3 separate regions of the Homo sapiens genome follow, and all the other regions are linked to region 3. The links are chromatin contacts, found by Hi-C or POLR2A ChIA-PET in ENCODE. All regions are on one chromosome and are shown on one strand. Each heading gives the region's core, a stretch centred on a gene start or an enhancer-like site at or near the end of the contact. The rest is flanking DNA. Distances are from core to core; before and after follow the strand shown. Region 1 overlaps PIEZO2 (piezo type mechanosensitive ion channel component 2). Region 2 overlaps PIEZO2 (piezo type mechanosensitive ion channel component 2). Region 3 overlaps PIEZO2 (piezo type mechanosensitive ion channel component 2).

What was found. Hi-C counts contacts between places; a loop is a spot of excess contacts on that map. ChIA-PET counts read pairs that join two places held with the same protein, here RNA polymerase II (POLR2A). Pooled maps may share reads with other maps.
Region 1: a loop to region 3 is called in a map of GM12878, with 7 times the contacts of the local background. The contact joins two enhancer-like sites. A Hi-C loop is called at or near these places in 4 of 168 maps with a recorded cell type or tissue (CD4-positive, alpha-beta T cell, GM12878, adrenal gland and 1 more), 6 of 37 single-sample maps with no recorded cell type and 4 of 50 pooled maps. POLR2A ChIA-PET finds 5 or more read pairs at or near these places in 2 of 52 experiments (GM10248 and GM12878).
Region 2: a map of GM12878 shows a loop between it and region 3 (2.1-fold over the local background). The contact joins two enhancer-like sites. A Hi-C loop is called at or near these places in 3 of 168 maps with a recorded cell type or tissue (GM12878, MCF 10A and endothelial cell of umbilical vein), 1 of 37 single-sample maps with no recorded cell type and 1 of 50 pooled maps. POLR2A ChIA-PET finds 5 or more read pairs at or near these places in 3 of 52 experiments (HepG2, MCF 10A and OCI-LY7).

What each region holds. Positions count from the first base shown.
Region 1 is chr18:10,948,367-10,952,413 of GRCh38, reverse strand. The region is part of intron 3 of PIEZO2 (piezo type mechanosensitive ion channel component 2); the gene reads left to right. Among named protein-coding and RNA genes, the nearest start is that of MIR6788, 190 kb to the right of the region's middle. RefSeq lists enhancers at 267-416, 2,649-2,808. Within about 2 kb of position 1,338, at least 3 of the 41 ENCODE cell types and tissues checked have a DNase peak (open chromatin) inside an H3K27ac peak, as active enhancers do; they include GM12878, where a contact is called at or near this core.
Region 2 is chr18:11,039,414-11,043,367 of GRCh38, reverse strand. The region is part of intron 2 of PIEZO2 (piezo type mechanosensitive ion channel component 2); the gene reads left to right. Among named protein-coding and RNA genes, the nearest start is that of PIEZO2, 110 kb to the left of the region's middle. Within about 2 kb of position 2,352, at least 3 of the 41 ENCODE cell types and tissues checked have a DNase peak (open chromatin) inside an H3K27ac peak, as active enhancers do; they include GM12878, where a contact is called at or near this core.
Region 3 is chr18:11,004,198-11,008,137 of GRCh38, reverse strand. All of the region lies in intron 2 of PIEZO2 (piezo type mechanosensitive ion channel component 2), which reads left to right. Among named protein-coding and RNA genes, the nearest start is that of PIEZO2, 140 kb to the left of the region's middle. RefSeq lists an enhancer at 2,194-2,683. Within about 2 kb of position 2,442, at least 7 of the 41 ENCODE cell types and tissues checked have a DNase peak (open chromatin) inside an H3K27ac peak, as active enhancers do; they include GM12878, where a contact is called at or near this core.

The DNA of each region.
Region 1 (4,047 bases), core at 89-2,588, 55 kb after region 3:
ATTGCTCACCATGGGGTGGAGGATCAGGGGAGTGGCTGACTACAATGACCATGGAGAATTTGGTGGGCTGATGGAACTTTACATTTTGACAGTAGTGGTAGTTAAATGACTGTATGGATTTGTAAGAAATTGAGAAATTATACATGCAAAAATTTTACTCTGTGTAACTTATAATCTAATAAGAAAAAAAATGATTTAAAAAGAGCCAGCGACCACAGTGGTAACACATTGGAATTTTCCTCTCACTGTTTCACTGTTTGTTTTGGGGGCTCTACTGAAGAGTAGAGAGATCAGAGCAGTAGATTCTGGTTTTGCTGTACCACTAAGCAGCCACAGGTTCTCAAGATCATGATGACTTTCCCCAAGAGCTATTGTGGAGGCCAAATCAGATAATGTTTCAGAGACAGTTTCACAATATAAGAAGCCCTATACTTGACAAAGTACAGTTATAATTATGTATAATATTTGGCAGTGATAAATTCTTCATAGCATTTTCCTGTTTCATATCTCATAATCATTCATTAATTTGGCAAATATTACTTGAATATTTTGGCACACTCTTGTCCCCAAAGTGTTCTAGCTCCAGGGAATGATAGATAAGTAAGCTACAGTCCACTGCCCTTGGGGAATTCAGAATCAAGGGTGACAGGTAGACTTATCAACAAGTCCTGTAATAACATATGATGAAGCTGGTACAGAGATAAATATGAGATAAAAAGAAGTGGTTCCCAAAAGAATGATTAAAGTTCTCCTCCAGGGGTGGACCTTGGAAAGTAATCCAAGAACTTGGAAAGTCTTAGATATCATTTATAGGAGTTTAGAATTTAACCTATAGGTGGAAGGGAGCCACTGAGGGTTTTAAGTAGTGGTGGCAACACAGCAGATGACGTTTTAGAAACATTATCTGGCAACGGTGTGAATTTTTGTGCACATACGTGTTGGGGTGTGGATATGCATGTGTGTGAGAAGGGATTTGGGCATTGGAGGCAGAAAGACAGGTCAGAGACTTGTCAAAGTTAAATAAAATATGTAGAGATGAATCCCTCAACTTAATCGTCAGATTTCATTTGGGATACAAGAATTGCAATTCGGGGAAGAGTCACAGACCAGATGGTCTTTGGTATGTCTGAGAAACAAAGAGAAGGTTTTATAAAGAAGGGAAATGTTATGTATTGTCTTGTGAGAAAGTTCTTTGGTATTAGTAAAGTTTTGGAAAGCTGGAAAGCTCTGATTGGTTACTGACAGCAGTGGGTAAAATTAGTCATAGAATTGCAGCAGGTGGTTGCAGCAAATATTAGATAAAACCAGTTTCGGGTTACAGCAGGTAGTTTCAGCACCTGGACTTGCAGAGAATTACATTTTTGGAGCAATGTTGTGTGCCCTGAGTGTTTTTTTCCCCCAGCTTCTCAGCTGTTTCAGTTGGGTATAACAAGAATGACCCAATTTGTATGATCGACTTTCACAGACTGTTGGGTGAAAAACAATGAGAATCCAAACTAAGGCAATTGCAGAGCGATTTTAGAAAAGGAGACTGCTTCAAGAAATATTTTGGGAGTAAAATCAGCGAGGCTTATTGTCTAATTCCATGTTGAGGAATGGGAGACAGAAGCTAACTCAGTGGATGAAGATACCGTTTAAACAGTGTAAGGCCGGTACGAGGAAGCTCGGATTTGGTACAGAAGAGGGAAGAGGAGGAAGGGGAAGGGAAAATGTTTGACAGGTTTGTGTTTGAAATCCTGAGATCAATGTGTGTGTAAATGGATCTATGGTTTAGAAAAGAAATCTTAGAGACACAAAGTTGGGTGTTATCAGAATACTGGAAATAGATAAAGCCACATATACAATAACTTACTTTTCTCGTTCCCTAGTTGGAAGAAATAACCAAAGACACAAGTAATATTCACCCGGTGATCAGATATCACAGTGAAATGACAAAGTATCATGCCTTAGTTTTTGCGAGTGTAGATTTTGTTCAGTCCTTGTCTTCCATTCTGTCCTTCAAGCATGTGTTTTGTTGTGTTTTTGAGTCTCCCTCTTCCACTAGATTGTGAACTATTTCAGAGAGGCTTATTTCTTTCTTACCTTCAGCTTTAAGCCTCGTGCCTGGCACACAGCAGACACTCAAGTTTTTAAGTGATGTGACGACTGGTGATTATCTATTGACTTTCCCCCGTCTCGTTACATAGAGCATACTAATTTGCAAATGAAAAAAGTGGGCTTATCTATGCTAACCCCTTGGCTGGAGTTAAACTATAATTCATAATTTATTTTCAATATTAACCCTCATTAAAATATATAGGGTACTGCCAACATTTTTAGAAACTCTTACCAAATGTAAATCGAGTTCAACACCTGGTTCATTCATTTTTTAAAAGTAATATTGTTTTTCTTTGTTTTCATAAGATTTAAAACAAACCATCATTACTGCCTCAATCTTATTCACCCAGTGTTTTTTGGTGAAGTATTTGAAATGTATTGCTGTCTTTCAAGGACACTATTAGAAGGCCTTCTGAGCCAGAGGAGGCTGCCTTCTGCTTATCGGTCTTGTTATCAGTGACAGTCATTGTGGAGGATGTAAGTTGAGAAATAGGAGAGGCATCACTTTGACCACAACTGTGTGTCAGTCTCCTGAATGATTTTCCCTCCTGTTTTGAAGTATCTGATAATGACTTCTTAGAGGGTCTGGAAAGAAAACACCTTCTCTCTGCATTTCCCTTAGATACTCTGCATAAGCTGGCCTTGTATGAATGCAATAATTTTCCAACCAATTGTGGCTGGTGTCACAACCAATTCAATGCACTTCTGAGATTGTTTATCCAGATGGAATAGAAAAATGTGGTGCAGGGCTGCTGCATGGGACCCGGGAGCCAGAATGGCTGACTTTTACCCTGACCTCACTTTGTGCTTGTAGACAGAGTGGGAATCCAGGTTCTTGGAGCTCTCCTGTCACCCCTGGGCTAGAGAACAAAGCCCTTGGAGGATGCCTACGAAGAATGTTGAGAACAAGTGCGATCTTTAGCCCAACCTCTTTTTTAAAAGCATTATTTGAGCATGTTCAGGTTGCTTTAATATAATTTGTTTGATTGTTCTTGTTTTTGTAGGGTGTATTGCATTGATTATGTGAAGGGCAAATGTACATAGACTCATCACTCATATCCTGCATTAGTATTGATTTAGACTGCTACAAACTGGCAGGAAATGAGAAAAAAATGTTTCCTACTTCTCAGTCATAAGCCAATTAAAAAATTCAAAATGTATACAATTACTTCCTCGGAAATTTTATCTCAGAATAGATATAACTACAATTTCTACTAACCAACAAATGACCATTTCTGTATGATGAATACTCAGGGTTCTAATATTCAGCCTTCTTTTAAGGACTTTCTAATTTTGCATTGAGATGGACACATTTCATCTATTATTCAGGAGCAGAGAAAACATGCTTTCATAAAAGCAACCTGTTTACAAAAGGCTGGCTGTTATAAACAGGCCGTAACACCCTCACATATATTGTTATGAAAGTGAAGGTATGCATCTGTATGTATCTATACAAAACACACCATTTAATGTATTTGTGTATTTGTATTTCTGTAACATACACACATTATAAAATCAATCTAAGGTCAAATTCTCCATCATAAGTGTGAGTTGACAGAGAGGATCATATCTTTGTAAAATATTATGAAATTATATGGCAGTTTGGAAAAAGAATCAACGGTGGTTTTGTATCTGCTTCCAGACATTTCCCCCTCTGCAAGCTTAAATTTGCACACAGTACCCCACAGCACTCGAGCGCGTATCTCTATCGCCAAAGTGATTTCTATCATGTCCTAACCTCATTAGTGAACACACTCACAGACTCTCAACACCCATTCTAATCAAGAAGCAAGAAAACAAAATGCATCAATCTTAAAACATCATCAATGCAACAAATTAAGCACAAGGTCAAATTTCATTAGGGTTATTTGGCATTTGCTGGTAGTGAAAGATTGCATTAAACCAAAAAAAATGCATCACACGAATTTTTTTGTAACACATACCCTTTAG
Region 2 (3,954 bases), core at 1,103-3,602, 35 kb before region 3:
TATTCATTTGTATTTGAAGTTGAAATTTAAATGTATGTGCTGTATTTTATTGTCTAATCTGGTAACCCTAATAATCATACATATATGTTCTGTGAGTGTGTGTGTGTGTGTGTGTGTGTGTGTGCGTTTAAAGGGAGGAGATATTTCCTCTTTTTTCAAATCACCATTTGCTTGGCTCAGTTTGGGCTCCATAAGATAAGCATTTGTAGACTCCAGTCTTCAATTTAATGCAAAAGTTGATCTACTCTACCAAGTGTTCATTTATACAGACATCATACGTTAACAACAAAACATACTAGAAATTTGATCAGGCTGGGATTATGGTTAGCCAATTAGACTTGTATCTGGAGTACCCCTCCTTTCTATGGCCAAACAATTTTTTTGGATAATATATTTTTGTCTTTAGAACCAAATTACTGATAAAACCAATAATTATCCTCAGATTCTTCTTTGAAGAAGTATTTTCTGTATCTCATTTAACCATAAATTTAATTCAACTTGGAAGGTTGATTAGCATCCCTGAATTATTTTATTAGCTTGAGTTACATACTGACATTTTACAATCTACTTAATGTGCTATGGATTTTATTTCTGGCATTTCTTTTCCTGCCCCCCAAAGGTGTATGACATCTGAGCAAATCTGAGACCAAGCATGCCCATCTGGTGACAATGACGATTGCCTTTCTAATGGGTAGCCTCCTCTCAGGCACTGAGATGCAGTAGCATGTAGGATGGAAAGAGTCCACATCTGTGGACAGGTCACCCTGTTCTCTAACCTCAGCTTTCCACCCTGCCTCCCACCACAGCGAGTCTAGCTCAGACAGCATTATCTCAGGGCATCATTGTTTTGCAGACAAGAAACCGACACTGGTCACTGGTGATGTTTATTCATTCACTGTTTTGATTGATGAAGTAGTCAAACTTCCTCTTCCCACACTAGCTATCTAAAATGTGGCCACACAAGGGTCAGAGAGGACTGTGTGTATGAAGTGCACATGGCCATCCCCAGCCTGCAGGCCTGCGTGGGTGGGGTGGGATCTGACCCTGTGTGACTGAGCTGTGACAGCTGCTCCTGGCTCCTCATAGCAGCCCTCCTCCTGAGACTGTGGGGACGAGGGCTAGATCTCAGATCCAGGGTCTGTCCTCTGAGAAGTCATCTTTACAGGCGGATTTCTTAGTGTTTTTCATTGGCAGAGGCAGGCTTTTCCTTGTGTGACCTCAATGAAAGTATATTTGATCATCCTTAGAGGAGATGACTAGAAGGTACTCCATATTGTCTCTCCCCAGAACACTGCTGAGAGGCAGCATTTTTACCAGAGAGATGATTTGGCCTTCAGCAAGTAATCTGAAATAGAAATGATGGATAGAAGACGCTAGCCAACCAGGAGCTCAGAGAAGATGGTCATCTAGACAGAGATACCTGGGGCATGGCAGTCATGGAGAAGAGTCACTGTCACTCTTTCTGCTCAGTCCTAGAGATAGTTTTCAATGCCACTGCATTTTGCCCTAAGTGGTAATATAGATACTGAATGAATGGATGTTACTCTGCTGGAGATTTCAATAAAGAGGTAGTAAGTAGGTTCCTTGTTGGGTTTTACTCAATTTTCCAAATTTGTATAGCATTTACATTCATTTACATTTTTATAAGTTGTCGTTAAGCAGCAATAGTTTGTATTTTTTTTACATTAAGAAGAACCATACAAATTGACATCGTAGAAAAATGATGAAAAAATGTAGTGTAAACACAAAAGACCACAGATGTGGAGAGATAATATGGTAAAATAAACAATGAGTAACATCATGATGTCCTTCAGTTCCAGCTATTTAGTATAAAAACCCACTGACCTTTACAAACAATGAAAGTGACTGTGTGGAGTACAGGATGGATTCTATAGGGCTGTTTTTGCTTTGAAATCATGCCTTTGTCTATTCATGAACTCGAGGCTGAACTTCCAAGGCCACTCTTTCCTCCAATCTGCACAGACTTTCACAGCTTCTGAGCTCGGTGTTTAATTTCTCTTTCTCTTTATCCTTAGGGCTCTTGATTAAATTTGGGAACTTGTGAATTATGTAGTCCCATCTACTTAGCAGCTGGAGGGCAGCTTCTCTGAACTTTGAATTTTGCATATTTTGCAGATATTAATACATGACTGTTTAGGGTTCCCTGGCAGATTATTCCAAAAACTTTTGGGCAGTGATGAGAACAGTTTAATTTGAAGACAAACCATTTCATAGTTCGGGTTTTAGAATTCGTCTTTTCTCCCACCTGCCTTGGACTGTCCGTTTTCAGAGGATGCCCTAACTTTCCAGGTTGTGTGCCTGGTCTCACCCAGAGAAAGGGTTCTGCTTCCACCAGAGGGAGCTGTTTTGTAGAAAACAGTTCAATGTGGCATTTCAAGGACTTTCGGACCATTCCCACTCACCCCATTTAATTGGCCTCATTCCTAATTTTTCTAGAAAAATTAAAATAATTTTAACTGATCTTTTATTTTAAGTGTTATTTGAGGTTTGAATTGTGAAAAAGTAAGAATGTTTTTCAGAAAGGAGACTAATGGAATCCAACTTCATGAAAATCAAATTTATTGGGAAGAAAAGTGGCACTAAGAACTGACTTAATGTGAAACCAAAATACACTTTTTTCGCCCACATTGAGGATAATTATGGGGACGAGGACCAAAAGATAGGAGGAATGATTTCAGAAAGAGACGTCTCTACTCTGGGTACAAATGCACCTAATATGCAGGTACATAGATCATATTAGAATATGTATTTTCTATATGAATGATACAATCCTGAAAATTACGTAACATTCACATTCCCAGCCAAGTACTTCTGTGCTATTGTTCAAAAACAGCAACAAAACATCCCCTTATGTAGCTAATTTAATTATACCACAGAATTGCTTTACTTATCAATAGTGAAGATGACAGTTAAAACCCTGATTATGTTCTGATCAATTTAGTCATTACCTCCTCAACCTTTATTGGATATTTTCTTAGTTAGGACTTAAGATATAAAGAAAAATAAATAAAATAATGTCTCTAAACTCAAGGAGTTCAAAATTTAATTCTGAGGTTATATTTAGAAACAGTGCTAAAGGAGTAAGCGTAAGGTGTCAATAATAATAATAGAAGAAATAGCTAAAATGTATTGTTCTAAAAGGGAAGAGAATGGACTTCTTCTGGACTTGTTGAAGAGCAACTACTGAAAATTCTGATTTTGGTTTGACATAGCTGATATGAAGCCTTTTTTTTTTTTCAGATGGTATTTAGCCAACAAGAACTCTATGATTTTTGAGGCTTTTCCTGAAAAGTTAAAGCAGGTTCATGTCATCTGTAGAGGTGTATATTTGACTTTCTGGACTACAGTTTATCCAAGGCTGTTCCAACTTGTATAGCTCTCATTTAAAAAGCAGAGTCTGTGTGTCTATACGGGGTGGGGAGGGTTGGAGAGGTTAATGCAGTTGTATTTCCTTTTCGTAAGAATGCATCAGGAAGCTAAATCCTTGAAGGGATCTTAAAATATCAAGTATTTTAGCTTATTTTGCTAGTTTTTAATTCTGAGAGTGGTGATGAAAAGGGGAAGAAATTTTGTGTGTGTGTGTGTGTGTGTGTGTGTGCCTATTTAAAATAGATTCAACTTAAGAAGTGAAGTTATATAGGTTAATAGGATGACATATATAATCATCCAATCAACCAATAAAGATATAGGATAATATATGTCATCCCATTGACCTATATAACCTCACTTCTTAAGTTGGATCTATTACATGTGGATCATATATATATGTTAGTTATATGACACATATAGTTATATATATGTCAGTTAGAGGAGAGTGAGAAAGGAGTATTCAGGATATTTGCTTGAATGTTTGACAGGAGAGCACCACTGTTCTGTGACGTAAAACCAGAAAATGGAGCATAATAAAAACATTCGCCAAAGCAGGCTAGTTTA
Region 3 (3,940 bases), core at 1,193-3,692:
TGATTGATGGGAAAAAAATTGGTAAAAGGATTCCCAGGCTTATGTTTTCCTCATATATACATATATTGCACTTTTGTCAAATACAGAAGTGCTTGTCAAGTGAGGAGAAAGATGTGCCCTTTGAAGGAGGTTGGAAGCCAGTAGGACTCTGCCTGACTTCAGCTGGTGGGGCGCATGTTTTATATTTATTCACATATTTGTCATTTCTGTGCTCTTCTTTTCTTCCTGTAGATCAGGGTTACTATTTAGTGTGGTTTTCCTTCCTGAAGAACTTTTAGCATTCCTTTTGGCTGTAAATCCTTCTGGATTTTGTTTGTCTGAAAGTATATTTACATTTGCCTTCATTTTCAAAGGATAGTTTTGCTAGATACAGAAGTTTTGGTTGAAATTTTTTGCCACCCCCCTCAGTTCAGCATTCTTACCTGTCGTTCCAACATCTTCTGGTTTCCATTGTTTTCGATGATTTTAGTCATCAATTCTTTTCATTGTCCTCCCTTACTTAATGTATTCTTTTTCTCTGGCTTCTTTAAAAATTTTCTCTCCATCTTAAGACTTTCAGTAATTTGACTATACTGCATCTACGAGTGATTTTTTTCTTTGTGCTTATGATACTTAGGGCTTATTGACATCCTTAAATCTCTGGAAGAGCTGAGGACTGAGTGAAAGGCATATGAGGAACTTTCTGGGTAATGTAAATGTTCCAGATCCTGATTCTCGTGGTGGAACCCTATATGCATACATTTGCTAAAACTCATTGAATTGTACACTGAAGATCTATGCATTTTGATTTCTTTAACCTATATTTTATGCTAGAAAAGAGACTTAAAGCATTTACGTTAACAAATGTTACTTTATGAAAGCTATATTTATTAACTTTCCTTAAGTGAGTCTGTTATGACTAAATCTGGGAATTCAATTCATCATTGTTTTTGAGAATACTTTTTAAATCTCAGCACACATTTTCATCTTCTAAATGATAGAAGCCCTGGTACAAAAATACAGTTAGATAGAAGGAATAAAATCTAGTGTTTGATAGCAAAATAAGGAGACTATAGTTAACAATAATTTATTGTATACCTCAAAATAAATAGAGGAGTAGTTTTGAAATGTTCCCAATTCAAAGAATTAATAAATGTTTGATGTGATAGATATCCCAGTTACCCTGATTTGATCATTACACATTGTATGCTGGCTTCAAAATATCACGTGCTTGATAAAAATGTCAAACTATTATGTACCCATGATAATTAAAAATAAAAAATATATAGGTAATATAATGAAAAGGATACTTTAAGATCATTTTTTAGACTACTAGGGAATAATTTTTTTACTAAGAACATACTTCATAGTCAAATAATAGATAAGACAGAAAGGGATGCACCTGAAGATTCATATACCAAAGAAGGAAGGAAGAGGAAGAGCATGAGGGAGGGAGGCAGGGGAGGAGGAAAGAAAGGAAAGAATGGACTGAATAGACTTGAAGATGATGGGAAGGAGGGATTTGTAGCCTTGGGCTGGCTGCTGTGTTTCATAGCAGATGCGGGAGGGTAAATGGAAAGCTAATAGACCAATACGAGGTAAAGTTTGGATCTCCATAAATTTAACTCTGAGGAGGCAAAGAGTGCTTGTTCCCTTCTTTGCCATATACTAATGTTCTGCTTCCTTCAGCCTTTTGCCCCCATGAAAGCTAAAGATTTTACATTGTGTTCCCTAAGATCTTAAGCCACAAGGCTGTGCTGATTAACATATGACTTATGAGCTTCACCTGATATATTTCATTCATTCGTTCAGTTATTCAATCAATATTTATTGTATGCTGCCTGCCAAGCCCTTTTCTTTGCATTGGGAATTCAGTGGTAACAAAGCAAGACAAACAGAATCCTTGCACCTGTGAAACTTACATTTGAGAAAGTAAGCAATTAAAAAAAGATAATTACAAGTAGTGAAGTGGTGAAGTGTACAAAACAGGGTACTGTGATAAAAAGCAGTTGGGGAGATGGTTCGCATTTTAGCTTGGATGACCGGGGGTCTTCCTGAGAGGTCCAAATCTGTTCCAAGACCTGAGCCAAGGGAAAGAGACAGGCATGTAAGATCCAACGAGAGAAATGGAATTGTCTTCTTGCCAGTTTATAGATAAATGAAAAAATATCATTATAGCAATGAAGACAAATTCATAAGAAGGTTTGTTTCCTAAAATGTGATGGAACGAGAAGTGGAGGATAATCTCAGCCTTTTACTGGAGACTCCCTTTGTAGATGAGTCACTGCTCTTTGCGTGTACATACAAACAACACACAGAAGGCCATGCAGGCTGACAGCTGCCTGGCCTGGCTTCCAGGGCATGAAAGCACAGTTCAGGGTTAAGGAGAATAAACACAGCAGGTCACAAGGCAGTTAGTCATAGTAACCTGGTGTGTGTTCTTTGTGGGAAAAACAAGAAGATAACAGCACAAAAAGTCCCTCCTCCCGGCCAGCTAAGCTGGGCCTCTCACGCCACTGGGAATGCATGAGTGAAGGAGCTTGAGGAAGATGGGAAGCAGGCTGAAGCACATTAGCAGTCGCTAATCTACACCTGTCTGTTATGAGCACCCTCTCAGGTGTGTAATGACGCCCCCAGCATCCCTGATACCGCTCCTTGATCAAGGCTCTGAACCTCAATCTGCGTGAACTAGAGGCAGTAAGTCCTTTCTGTAACTGTTCATGCCTGATACTCAATACATGTTAAGCTAAACTACATTTCTTCCAAAGATATGTGAAAGGAAAAAAATAAAAGACAAACGCAAAGTTATATTGGGCACAAGAGAATGAAGTGTAGCATGGTGGGAACTTTGTATCAGGGTCAAATTTATTATTTTCCTAAAGGAATTGCAGGATAACTCTGTACAGGAGACATCTCTAGGTAATTGCTGGAAGAATGCTCCACAGGGAAGAAGCCTGATGTGAAGGGGAATGGACTCAATAGCCTAATTGTTTTTCCCCCATTCATTACCATTTGTAGGTCCCTTGGGACAGAATTTGGCACACTGGCTGAATAAAATAACAAGAAGTCTGAGGACTTCTTGTTGGCTTGAAGTGGAATGTTCTTGCCAACATATATTGAAATCATCACATAGGGATCACCTTTTTTCATTATTGTGATTTGCATTTATTATGATAGCCTCTCAGTCAATATTTAATGGCACATCTTATGTGCAAAGCCCCATGCTAGACACTCAGGAGTGTCCAGAGGGGCATGGCACTTGTCTCCTGCTCTCAAGAAGCTTACAGTCTGGTCACAGTAGGAAACGCACAAATCAATTATCTGAAACATATGGAAATGACTTCTCTGACAAAACTGCATTTTGTTGAATGTCATGACAATTCACTTTAGGAAATTACACATTTTTGTAGGATGCTTTTTTCCTCCTTTGAACAATAGATTATCAAGAGCACTGAAGTTCTCAGCAAGGAGATCCATTGGCCTCAACATTTCTTCACAAAAGAATCTCCCTTCTGATTTTGACAGCTTCATCAACAAAGCAGCCATTTCTTGTATATTATTGGTTTATTTTGCGTTTTCTCCCTTCCTTATCCGTTCTAAACTAACTCCCTAAGGCAACTGGGTGGAGAGCAACTGTGTGAACATTAAACCATACTTTTCATGTTCTGAATCATCAAACAAATTACTCATACCTTTTCTTCCCACATGGCTACTCCCTGAGATAGATGGGTTGATATGTAGTCCTTTGAAAGAAATATGGGGCGGGGGCTGTGGGGGCAGCAATTCAGTCTGAGAAACGTGTGAAATCCCAGAATCAGAGATGGAGTAGGGCCAAGCCCCCAATCTGGAAATTTGGAAGTTGTGTCTGGTAAATATCTACATTAATTCCTCTCTCTTCTGTTCCTCTCTGAAGTCTGCAGTATTTCCATCCAGGGGGACTCAGGAATGGTACACCTGGACC